4 separate regions of the Homo sapiens genome follow, and regions 2, 3 and 4 are each linked to region 1. A link is a loop called in an ENCODE intact Hi-C map of the cell type or tissue named here. Cell type or tissue: PC-3. All regions are shown on one strand. Region 1 holds the start of MIR4466 (microRNA 4466). Region 2 has its middle 90 kb from the start of ARID1B. Region 3 has its middle 190 kb from the start of SNORD28B. Region 4 overlaps ARID1B (AT-rich interaction domain 1B).

What was found. Hi-C counts contacts between places; a loop is a spot of excess contacts. Peaks named below come from ENCODE experiments on the same cell type or tissue, not always from the same donor. Only the 100,000 strongest peaks of a DNase experiment are listed, where the experiment ranks them.
Region 2: a loop joins it to region 1, with 11 times the contacts of the local background. A loop is called at or near these places in 102 of 110 quality-filtered maps.
Region 3: it touches region 1 in a loop (7-fold over the local background); 81 of 110 quality-filtered maps call a loop at or near these places.
Region 4: it touches region 1 in a loop (4-fold over the local background); 17 of 110 quality-filtered maps call a loop at or near these places.

Annotation. Positions count from the first base shown.
Region 1 is chr6:156,779,566-156,782,065 of GRCh38, forward strand. All of the region lies in intron 1 of ARID1B (AT-rich interaction domain 1B), which reads left to right. It overlaps MIR4466 (microRNA 4466), which reads right to left and starts at 166; the gene lies at 113-166. RefSeq lists silencers at 1-96, 127-296. In PC-3, no CTCF peak of the experiment used is centred here; a DNase peak (open chromatin) is centred at 956; H3K4me3 peaks cover 2,500 bases; H3K27ac peaks cover 823 bases.
Region 2 is chr6:156,685,684-156,688,183 of GRCh38, forward strand. No RefSeq gene overlaps it. Among named protein-coding and RNA genes, the nearest start is that of ARID1B, 90 kb to the right of the region's middle. RefSeq lists enhancers at 325-1,252, 583-692, 1,253-2,179 and a silencer at 1,533-1,842. In PC-3, a CTCF peak has its summit at 1,069; no DNase peak of the experiment used is centred here; H3K4me3 peaks cover 2,138 bases; H3K27ac peaks cover 1,872 bases.
Region 3 is chr6:156,563,376-156,565,875 of GRCh38, forward strand. No RefSeq gene overlaps it. Among named protein-coding and RNA genes, the nearest start is that of SNORD28B, 190 kb to the left of the region's middle. RefSeq lists an enhancer at 895-1,144. In PC-3, CTCF peaks have their summits at 1,174 (motif pointing right) and 1,382; no DNase peak of the experiment used is centred here.
Region 4 is chr6:156,864,951-156,867,450 of GRCh38, forward strand. All of the region lies in intron 2 of ARID1B (AT-rich interaction domain 1B), which reads left to right. Among named protein-coding and RNA genes, the nearest start is that of MIR4466, 86 kb to the left of the region's middle. In PC-3, a CTCF peak has its summit at 1,452; no DNase peak of the experiment used is centred here; H3K4me3 peaks cover 1,407 bases; H3K27ac peaks cover 1,570 bases.

The DNA of each region.
Region 1 (2,500 bases):
TCCCGCGGGGGCGGCGGGGGCGCGGCGCCCAAAGCCATCTTGACGGGCGGCCGCCTCCCGCCGCGGTCGGGGCGCCCCGGGGGCCGGCGCGCTGTCCAGGCCTGGGAGGGCTTCGCCGGGCCGGGCCGGGCCGGGTGGCTTCTACCCCGCCGGCCCGCACCCGCGTCCCCCCCCTCCCCCAGGCCCGGGAACGCGAAGCGAGATCCCGAGGCGCCACCCGCGCGGTCGCCGTTTGGGGCGGCGGGGACCGTTCGGGTGCTTTTGTAACAAATAGGCTCTCCCGGCCAGGACGGCTGGGGCGAAGAGCCACCCGATCGGTTCTGGGAGCGCCCACAATGTGCTTTAACGGGGGAAAGAATGAGGAACTTTCTCACACCTTTAGCCACAGCACGTTCCCTCTTGGCTTCCGAGGTCCAGGCAGGGAAAATAGGTTAGCTTTGTGACAAGCGAGTGGGTTTTTCCTACTTAGGGAGAGCCATTCAGAGACACTCGGTGCGGGCTTCGAGCTCGAACGTTTGCTGGTAGGAATAATAACAAAATTTACAACGACATGGAGGTGCAATATTGTAAAATACATCGATTCGTTCCTTAGAATAGCCAGGGAAATCCATTATTGGGCTTACGGGCTGCTTGCAGGGAGTCACCTTCAACAGGCAGGCTATGTGAAAGGAGCACGTTCCGGATCAATTGAACTTATTTTGATCATGGATTAGGCATGCATTTTATTCAGCAAATCCAGTAAGATAGCAGACCAGTGAAAATTGATCTTTTGGGATCGTATTTATTTGGATTTTCTTTATTTTGCTGTCACCCGAGTCCTACAGCGCTGTTAGGAAGTGTCCTGCACTCTTGCTGTTTCTTGCTAGTAGGCTGAGCCTAAAGACTGACTTGATCTCCTTTGCAAGGTTTGGAATTTGAATTGTGGAGGTAAACTGGCTGTAATAGTCTCCAGACAGCTGCCTCTGAGTTGACATCTAATCTGCCATCTGATTGGCTCCCCTCTCACCATTGGGCATTTAGCACTGCTGATGTAAATAGAAGTGCTGAGCAGTACAGTCACAAAAATTCTTGCCACAAATAATAACTGAGCTCTATTACAAGCAAATGTAAGGTTCAGTATTTAAAGCTGAAACTATTATGAATCATAGTTATTAATAAGAGGATCAAATACAGAAAAACAGTTCGCTGGTGTCCAGTATTGGGCATTTACAAAATTCAGATCTTTGATGATAGTCTTAGAATATGCACATTACATATATCATAGACTTTAATTGGAGGCTGAGGATAAGGCCATTGAAAAATAAGTAAACCACGAATTTTACCAATTTTTGGATTTGTAAAGCCTTTATAAAAGTCTTCCCTTTACAAATTCAACTATGGAAAAATTTGAATTCTGTCAGCACACGCAGCTTAATAAAACCTTAAAATTTTTTTAAGATTTTGATAGGCAGCAATATATTTTGGTGATGTGTAATTCACCTGATAAACAAGATTTAAGCTTCATTTTTTTGTGATTTATCAGTTCTGACTGTTCAAAGATATTTGTGGATGAGGAGTTTTGGTTAGAATTGACATATTTAAAAAACGAAATGAGGAAACCACATATTTGTGCAGATAACAATAATTAAAAGGGGAAAAATGAGATATTCCTGTGAAATACTAAGAATCATTTCATATTTGCTTTTGATGTGGAGAATACAGAAATGCCCCATAATCTTTTTTTTTTCTTCATTGTTTTGTTAGATTAGGTAATTTGAGCCTTGTTTGAACTGCTTACACGATGAATTAGGGAAACTATATTCTAAGCAAGTTGTGCTGGGTGTCTTTTTTTCCAAATAATTTTTCTTTCATGTTAATGCTATGAAAGTTTAAAAAATCCTAATCTGTTAGAGAGGAACAACAGTCGTTGTATGTATATTTTTATGTAACTCATTTATTTTAGGAAGAGGTATTTTAACAATAATCATACCTTAGAGACTTGTCAGAGTGAAGGAAGGGCTGAATTTAACAAATAATCTTGTGAATCCTAGGCTGAACACTGCTGTCCACTGCTTTCAGATCTTTAGTTATTGGAGTTTTGCTTTTAAGGATAATAGATTTTTCTATTCTTAATAGAAAACTTGTGATTTCAACTTGTTTTTGATTCACACGAGGAAAAACATTATAGAGAAGAATCATGGAAATAAACCCACGTAATTAATTTTAAAAAGGTTTGCTTTGTCAGCCTGCTTTTAAAGGAGCAGTTTAAAATTCACATCTTCGTAAACTAGAGACGAATGAAGTTAGAGGCAGATGTAGGACCATGTTACTTTAGAGTATTTTTTTCTTAATGGTACCAATCATTTTCAGTATTTTGTTTTCTTGTAATGAGAATGAATCCATTATGTCCCTATGACCCTTGGGAATAGGCTTTTTTTTTTTTTTTTTTTTTTTTTTTTTGTTGAGGTTGGGGGAAATATGGACATGCGACCTAGATTCAGGAATTTCTTTTAAGTACCTT
Region 2 (2,500 bases), 94 kb before region 1:
ACCTCTTTGACGCTTTTTACGTCCTTCAAAGAGATTGAAAGAAAAGGTAAAAATGAGGAAGATGAGTAAAGGGTAGGACTAGAATGCAGGAGATCTGGAGGACTCCCTAAAAGGCTATTGAAAGGAAGGCTCCACCACTGCAATGAAGAAACTTTGTTTAACATGCAAAAATGTAAAAATGTAAATTGATTTCTTTCTAAAAGGCTATGCAAACAGGGTGTATATTTGTGTTTTTCTGTCAAAGAATGGGTTTAAAATACCTTTTTCCCTTTCCCACTGTAGTAGATGGATAGTCATAAAACCTTCCACCGTTTTTATCACACCGCTGATCACTTTCTCTACCTACAGGGCAATAATTTTCCACTCTGTAACCCAATCAATATGCTATCTACCACTAACTCCCCTTGCTATCCTTCTCCTCAACCTCAGTTATCAGATTTTTTTAAATTACAACTTTAAGTTTCAGACAATTTAAGTCCGTGGTATCTTTCAAGCTATTCGTTTAGTTTTTCATACATTTTTTAAGTGTCTATGTTCTTGCTGTCAACTGTTAAAAGCTGGAGAGTTTAGTTTTAAGAACTTGAGCCACAGTACACCTTATTTGTCCCCTTGCGTCTCGCTACTGCAGCCCTAGGTGCTTTGTATAATGCATGAGTGAACCCCGCTTAGAAATAGAAATGCATTTTCAATAAGTATTTATTATGTTGTTCTGAGCATACAGCTTTAAATTTGCCCGCTGTAGCTTGAAGCATTATACAAACTGTTGGTCTGCTGACTGCCTCTCTGGCAGCAACACACAGAGAAAATAGATTGCTAAGGGTTTTTTTCCCTCCTCCTCCCCCTCTCCTCTCTCCTCTCTCTCTCTCCTCTCCTCTCTGTTTTTTCCTTTTTCTCTTTTTAAACAAGTCGTGGACATTTTTTAATCTTGTGGCATTTTTAATCAACACGTATTTCCTTCCAAGACCTATGATCCCCTATTGATTCCCATTAAAATGCTTTTCTTTTCTTTGCCCCCTCTGCTGATCGAATTTCAGATCAGCCACAGGAGATGCAACTAACCTTCCGGCACTACTGAACCCAACCGAGCGAGGGTGATCAAAAGGCTTGATGCATTCATTAAACATTCCCATCGCCCGGGCAGGAGCTCTGATGGAAGCTATCTCTCCGCATTGCAATTTTTTCCCCCTTTTTGTCTTTCCCCCCACCTCCAAAAAAATGTTTTTTGCCTTTGATCGCAAGGGGCGGGGGTAGAACATGAGAACAAAAGAGACCTATCTTTTTCCTCAGGGCTGACGTCAGTTTGATTTTACTGACAACTATTCGAGCGTGTGTAGCAGTTGGAAGCGGCCCCACGACCGCCCCACCTCCCACCTTCCACTTTTGGGAGAAAACAAGACTTTTAGCGGCTCCGGAGACGCGCCCTGAAAATGGCCCGCTCGGGCTCTGCGCTTGCTGCCCTCCTGCCTGCTCGGCAAAGGGCATTCGAGGCTTATTTGTGTGGCACGATCTTTACTGGGGCGGAAAACACGCGGCGGGGGAGGAGCGGGCACAGACGCAGCCGGGCGGGGAGAGCCAGGAATGTTCCTCCCGGCGTGGGGAGAGGAGAGGACACGGGCAGAGAAAATAGTCCCCGCCCGGCGCGGGGCGCGCGGGGTCCGGGTCCCGGGCGGCTCCGGGTGGCGCGGCGGCGCGAGGGTTCCGGCCGCGCGGAGTCGGGGCGCAGGGAGCCTCAGACGCCGCGGGCGCGCGTGCGCGGTGCGGCCCCCACGCCCCGGCCGCGGCGGCCTCGGCGGCGCCAGCCTCCGGCTCGGCGAGCGCGGCGGCGGGCGGGCCGCAAAACCTGGGCCGGAGCCGGGCGCGGAGCGGGCGGCGCCGCGGAGTTTGGGCGGCAGCGCGGCCCGGCGAGGAGCTGGAGAAGCCGGCGGCAGGGGGACGCGCACGCCGAAGAAAAGCCCCTCTCCCGCGTCCCTCACTCGCTCCTGGAGGCCGAAGAGCGGGGCTCGCGATGCCGGTGCAAGATTCCCAATCAGGCCTGGGAGGAAATGGATGCAATTAGGGCACACCCCCGTCCCGCAGTTGCCAGGAGCCTGAAGATCTATGACCGACTTAAGCCATTTCTGGAAAAGTCATATTTTCCAGGCTTTCGTGAAATACTCATTGCTCCTATTCTAAATCTGGAGGCGAATGTGCATCTATTTCAGGGGGAATGAAAGATGTGAAAAGTAGACTGGGCTCCGGGAAATGTGGGTAATGGGACTGGACCTGCGCCTGGGGTCCGCCCACCCGTCATCTCCCGGGAGCCCCCCGACGTGTGCCATTAAGCATAAGGCGCGTTAAGCGCTGCCACAAAGTCCCGAAAAGGCGAATTAAAAAGGATCACTTCTCCCTCAGGATCTTGATTTTTACTAAGGGAAAACGTGCGTTAAAGAAAAGCCAGCGAGCGCTGGCGTGGCCCTGTCATTATCTTGGCGTCTCTGCTGACCTCCATTTCAGCCTGGAC
Region 3 (2,500 bases), 220 kb before region 1:
TGGCTCACGTCTGTAATCCCAACACTTTGGGAGGCTGAGGCAGGTGGATCACCTGAGGTCAGGAGTTTGAGACTAGCCTGGCAAACATGGTAAAACCCTGTCTCTACTAAAAATGCAAAAATCAGCTGGGTATGGTGGCGGGCATCTGTAATCCCAGCTACTCGGAAGGCTGTGGCAAGAGAATTGCTTGAACCCGAAAGGTGGGGGTTGCAGTGAGCCGAGATCGAGGCACTGCACTCCAGCCTGGGTGACAGAGCGAGACTCCATCTCAAAAAAAAAAAAAAAAAAAGGTACAGATCCCCACACCCCACAACCAAGTTTCTGATTCAGGAAGTCTAGGGTGGGGCCTGGAATCTTCATCTCTAACAAGCTCCCAGGCAATGATGATGCTGCCGGCTGAGAACCACTGCTTGACCCAATCTCCATCCAATCATTAGCCCTTTTGGAGCCTCTCCGCCTTTCTCATCTGTGAAATAGAAACAAAACAGCTGCCCCACCGCTGTCACTGGAGGGATTAAAGAGAACATCCACAAAGCACCTGGCACAGAGCTCACAAAGTACACAAGGCACTTAGCACGTACTCAAAAAACAGAAGGCTCTATTATTAGTCACGTTACAATGGAGGTGTCGGTGTGCTGTACGCGTGCAACCCTGCGCTGGCCCAACCTCCCCCCACCTAGTATTTTTTTTTTTTTTTGCCTTCTCAAAATGTGGAAGCACCAAAAAATAATGTGCATTCCTGCTTTCTGCACTGATTCTAACCCTCTGGAGTTTTCTTATAGAATGATGCTTATCAGAGGAAAAACATCTGTTCCACTTTCTTTAATCTCTAATTTATCTAATCTCCCCGTATAAAATAGGTATACTGCTAATGAGTAAATTCCTGCCAAGGGAATGAAAATGCTTGTTACAATTACTTATTCTGCTCATTGACTTTACCCTCTGTGGTCCAATATCACACAACATAAATATAATGGATGGGCCACTTTTTTCTGGCATCTTCATCACCGGCCACTAATAGAGAGCCTTTCAGAATAGAAAGTTGTCATTTTCCATCTCTCTACTCGAAGCACCAGACACAAGTTTGCCAGAGTAAATCTCCTCCTCAGACAAGTGAGTGTCCTCACCCAGCCCAAGGCACAAGCCCCGAAGAATCCTGTGCGGTGGCGACGGTGATGGAGAGAGGCCACCAGAGGGCGCAGAAGAGCAGCAAGGCTGCCCCCTCCAAGGCCGGCGACTCGGCCACCTGGGCCGCCAAGCCCTGCATGGGGTGTTTATCGTTGGAAAGGGTGTTTTTCAGAACCTATAGCACCTTGGTGGTTCTTAATTTTTTTTTAAGTTAATAATCAAATACGATTTGCTCCCATGTGTTTATAAAAAGTAAGCCAAGATGACATTACTTAAAAGAACAGAGCTAGATCAAAAGAAAGTGAATGAAATTTGAGAATTGTGGCGCTATGGGGGTGAGGTGGGGTCGTGGAGGGCCATCTGGAATGAATGCCTCATTTTACAGAAGAAACAAGGATAGGACGAGTAAACAGAGGGCCACAGCCAGGCCCAGGCCCCGGCTGCTGGTTCTGCGTCTGCTCAGCCACCAGGCTCGGGCAAAGCCGAAAACGTCAAGGACCAACAGACAGGCCATCAGCCCTCGTCTCCTCTCTTTTCCATGTCTCTTTTACCCTGGGAAAAAGAGAACTGACGTTTCATATTATAACCTGAATTTGTACCATGACTTTCCATGGTTATTGGAGTTTTTTTGCTATTTTTATTGTGGTAGAGTATAGACAACATAAAAATTTACGATTTTCACCGTCTTTAAGGTACAATTCAGTGGCATAAAGTACATTTGCATTCTTGGGCAACCATCACCAACCATCCATCTCCAGAACTTTTCCATCGTCCCTAACGGGAACTCTGGACCCATCAAATTCCAGCTCCCTAATCCCCTGGCCCCCAGCCCTAGGAACGCCCATTCTCCTTTCTGCATCTATCAATTTGCCTATTCTTGGAACCTTACATAAAGGGAATCCTGCAATATTTGTCCTAGTGCGTTGGCTTCTTTGATGTAGGACGATGTTTTCAAGGTTCAGCTGTGGTGTGGCAGGTGTCAGAACTTCCTTTTATGAATGAATAAGACTCTTGCACCTTTGTTCTTGATACCCAGAAAAATGCTGCAAGGCAAAATGGAGGGGCAACTCTGGTCTTCATCTTTCAGATGAGGACTCTGAGCCCGGCACTTACCTGCCCACATCCATACAACGTGACAGCAGATCTTGGACTCACATCCAGGGCTCTTTGCCCTCCTTGTCCTGGGATTTTTCCGGGTACAGACAGTGGCCTTCTGTCATCGCTCTCCTGCACACAGACATGGAGAGATGCTTCCTTCTCAGGAAGGGCATTCAACCCACCTAACAAACACACGTGCGGCTCCACTGCGGAAAGAAGGTGAACCAAACTAGAAAGAAACAACTCCGTGTGGTAACGTTTGCATAGATTATAC
Region 4 (2,500 bases), 85 kb after region 1:
ATATAAACTTACCATGCACTCCCCTTTAGAATCTCAATCGGTTATAACTGTCTGTCTCTCCTTGTAAGATGTTTAGATCCATCAGTTATGTCATCAGTTTTATCTTCTAGAGGACTTCCTATCCTAGAGATTTCTGGCTTGCTCCAGTCTCTCTGGATTCACTTTCTGCTGATGTTCAACTATTACCCTGGGATTTTCCTTTACTTGGAGTTTCCCTTCACTTTCTTGTGTTGGATCTTTGGTTTCCTGGATTCTGTGTCTTTCTTGTTTTGGTGGAGCCAATCCTTCAGTAGCTTTCTTAAGAATGGTTCAAGAGACCAAATTTTTAAGATCTCACATGTCTGAAAATGTCTTTAAAATAAAAGACATTTTACCCTCATGCATGACTTATAGATTGAGAATGGAATTCTGGAAATCACTTTCCTTCACAATTCTGAAGCACTTGCTCAACTGTCTTAACCACCAGTCTTGCTGTTGTGAAGTTTGAAGCCATTCTTGCTTCTTGTTTCCTAATCCTTTGCATGTGACTCTCTTCCCTCAGCCCCTAATGTTGTAGGACCTTCTTTTGGTCTTTAGTTTTGTCTCAGTCCATTTTAGTTCATTTCCCCACGTACTCTGGCTCAATTATGGAAAAGCTCTTAAGTTTTTTTTATCTCCCTGTTCTCCTTCATTTTTACTCTTCTCTCTTTCTAGAACTCATCATCTCATACTAGACTTTTAACTTTATCTCTTCTTCTATTTTTCATGTCTTTTCCTTTTTGTTCCATTTTCTAGAAAAGTTTTTCATTTCAATTATATTTCTAATTTCCAGGAGCTCTTTCTGTTCCTCTAAGACTGCTTCCCTCCTTCCCTCCTTCCCTCCACCTTCCTCCTTTTTCCTTTTCTTAATTCTTTTTTGTTTTGTTGTAAAAGACTCCTGTTCTTATTTGAGGGTAGATTATTTTTTCTTACCTCTTTGAGATACTGATTGTACTCTGTTTTGCATAGTTTCCTTGTCGTCTAACTTGCCCTTTTCTGTTTGTTTTGGTCCCTATTTTTATGTTAAAGTCTTTCCCCAAGTAATTATTGGTTGCCTGGCCAGTTGTTCATCATAAGAACTACTGTGGGGACCTTGGTGGGCTCCTTAGGGAAATCTGGGACATTCCCACTCCCATCCTGGCTGTATTTAGACCTTTCTTATTGGTCCAGCCTCAGGTTTACCACAGAAAGAGGTCTGTTGGCAAGGTTGATTGTGCTGGGGGATTCTGTGGATACTGCTGTGGTACTTCTGCAGCAGTGGTTCTGAGGAGCCCCTCTTTTGCTCTTCTACGAGGAGGAAATCTCTGGGCATCTGCCAGGGTGAAGGAGGAGCTGTGCTTAGTGGGAGAGTGAGTGCTTCTTAGTCACCCCATCTACCGCCACACTATACTCGGAGGTGTCTGCTGCCACCAATCGCCGAGCCTTTGGATGGTTCTGCCTTGTCAGCTGGGTGTCGGACTTAACCTTTCCAGGTTGGGTAAGTTAGTTACTATTTGTCCATCTGTTTCTAGCTTCCAAAATTTTTGGCTGTTTTTGTTCCTCTTCTTGTGGGTTTGTTTTATAAAAATAAACAAAAAGCAGGCAAGCAAAAAGCAAACAGTACTGCCATTTTTATTACTAGATGTGAGTGCTGAATCTGCTGTCTTTATCCAGAGTCTCTTTAGGTTAAAAATATGTGAGTCATAAAATGAAAACAGTTTGGTTTCGTTTACATTTGTGGGTCTGACTGCTGTTGTGTGCTACTTTATAAATACCTTTGTAATTTATGTTAATATGTTCATGGCTGTGGGTTACTGTCTGTCTAATACATAAACAGAATTGTCACAGACATTAAAATGTAATTAACAGCTACAAGAACTGTCTACACGAGTTCTTTTGAATGGTTTATACTACTTGGAAACGTTGAAAAACTCAGTTGATTTTGCAAGCATCATGGAAGTTACTTCGTTTAAGTGTGATTTAGTGCATTTTATTTTCTGTACAGACATAGGAAAGTTACTTGTGACCACAGTTTTTCCCTGTACATGAATAGCTCCCTTTAACATGGCCTGGCACAGTGCTGGCTTATTATAATGCTATTTGTGTATTTTCCTTGGAGTCTTCTGTGACCTGTCTTTCAGCCATCCATTGCATACTCTGACAGACGGTTTTCATCTTTGACAACCAACAAGAGGTGTACACATGACATATCTGGACCTACTAAAGGGTAGCAAAGAAAATCATATTGCTGGATGTTAAAATCAAAGTTTTAAAGTGGCTTGAGGCTCCTCCATGGAAAAGATGGTGCAAACACCATAGGCAGTTAGGTACTGGCGGCAGTCCTGTGCTGGGAGCCCTGGCCAGAGCTGTGTGGATGGCAGCAATAAGAACCCTCACTGCTGAGGACATAGGAAGAGCCAGGCTGAGTGCCGGAATCCATTTCCTTGGGCATAAACTGAGCTGGGAGAAAGGGATGTTTCCTCCCACAAATAATGTGAGAGGC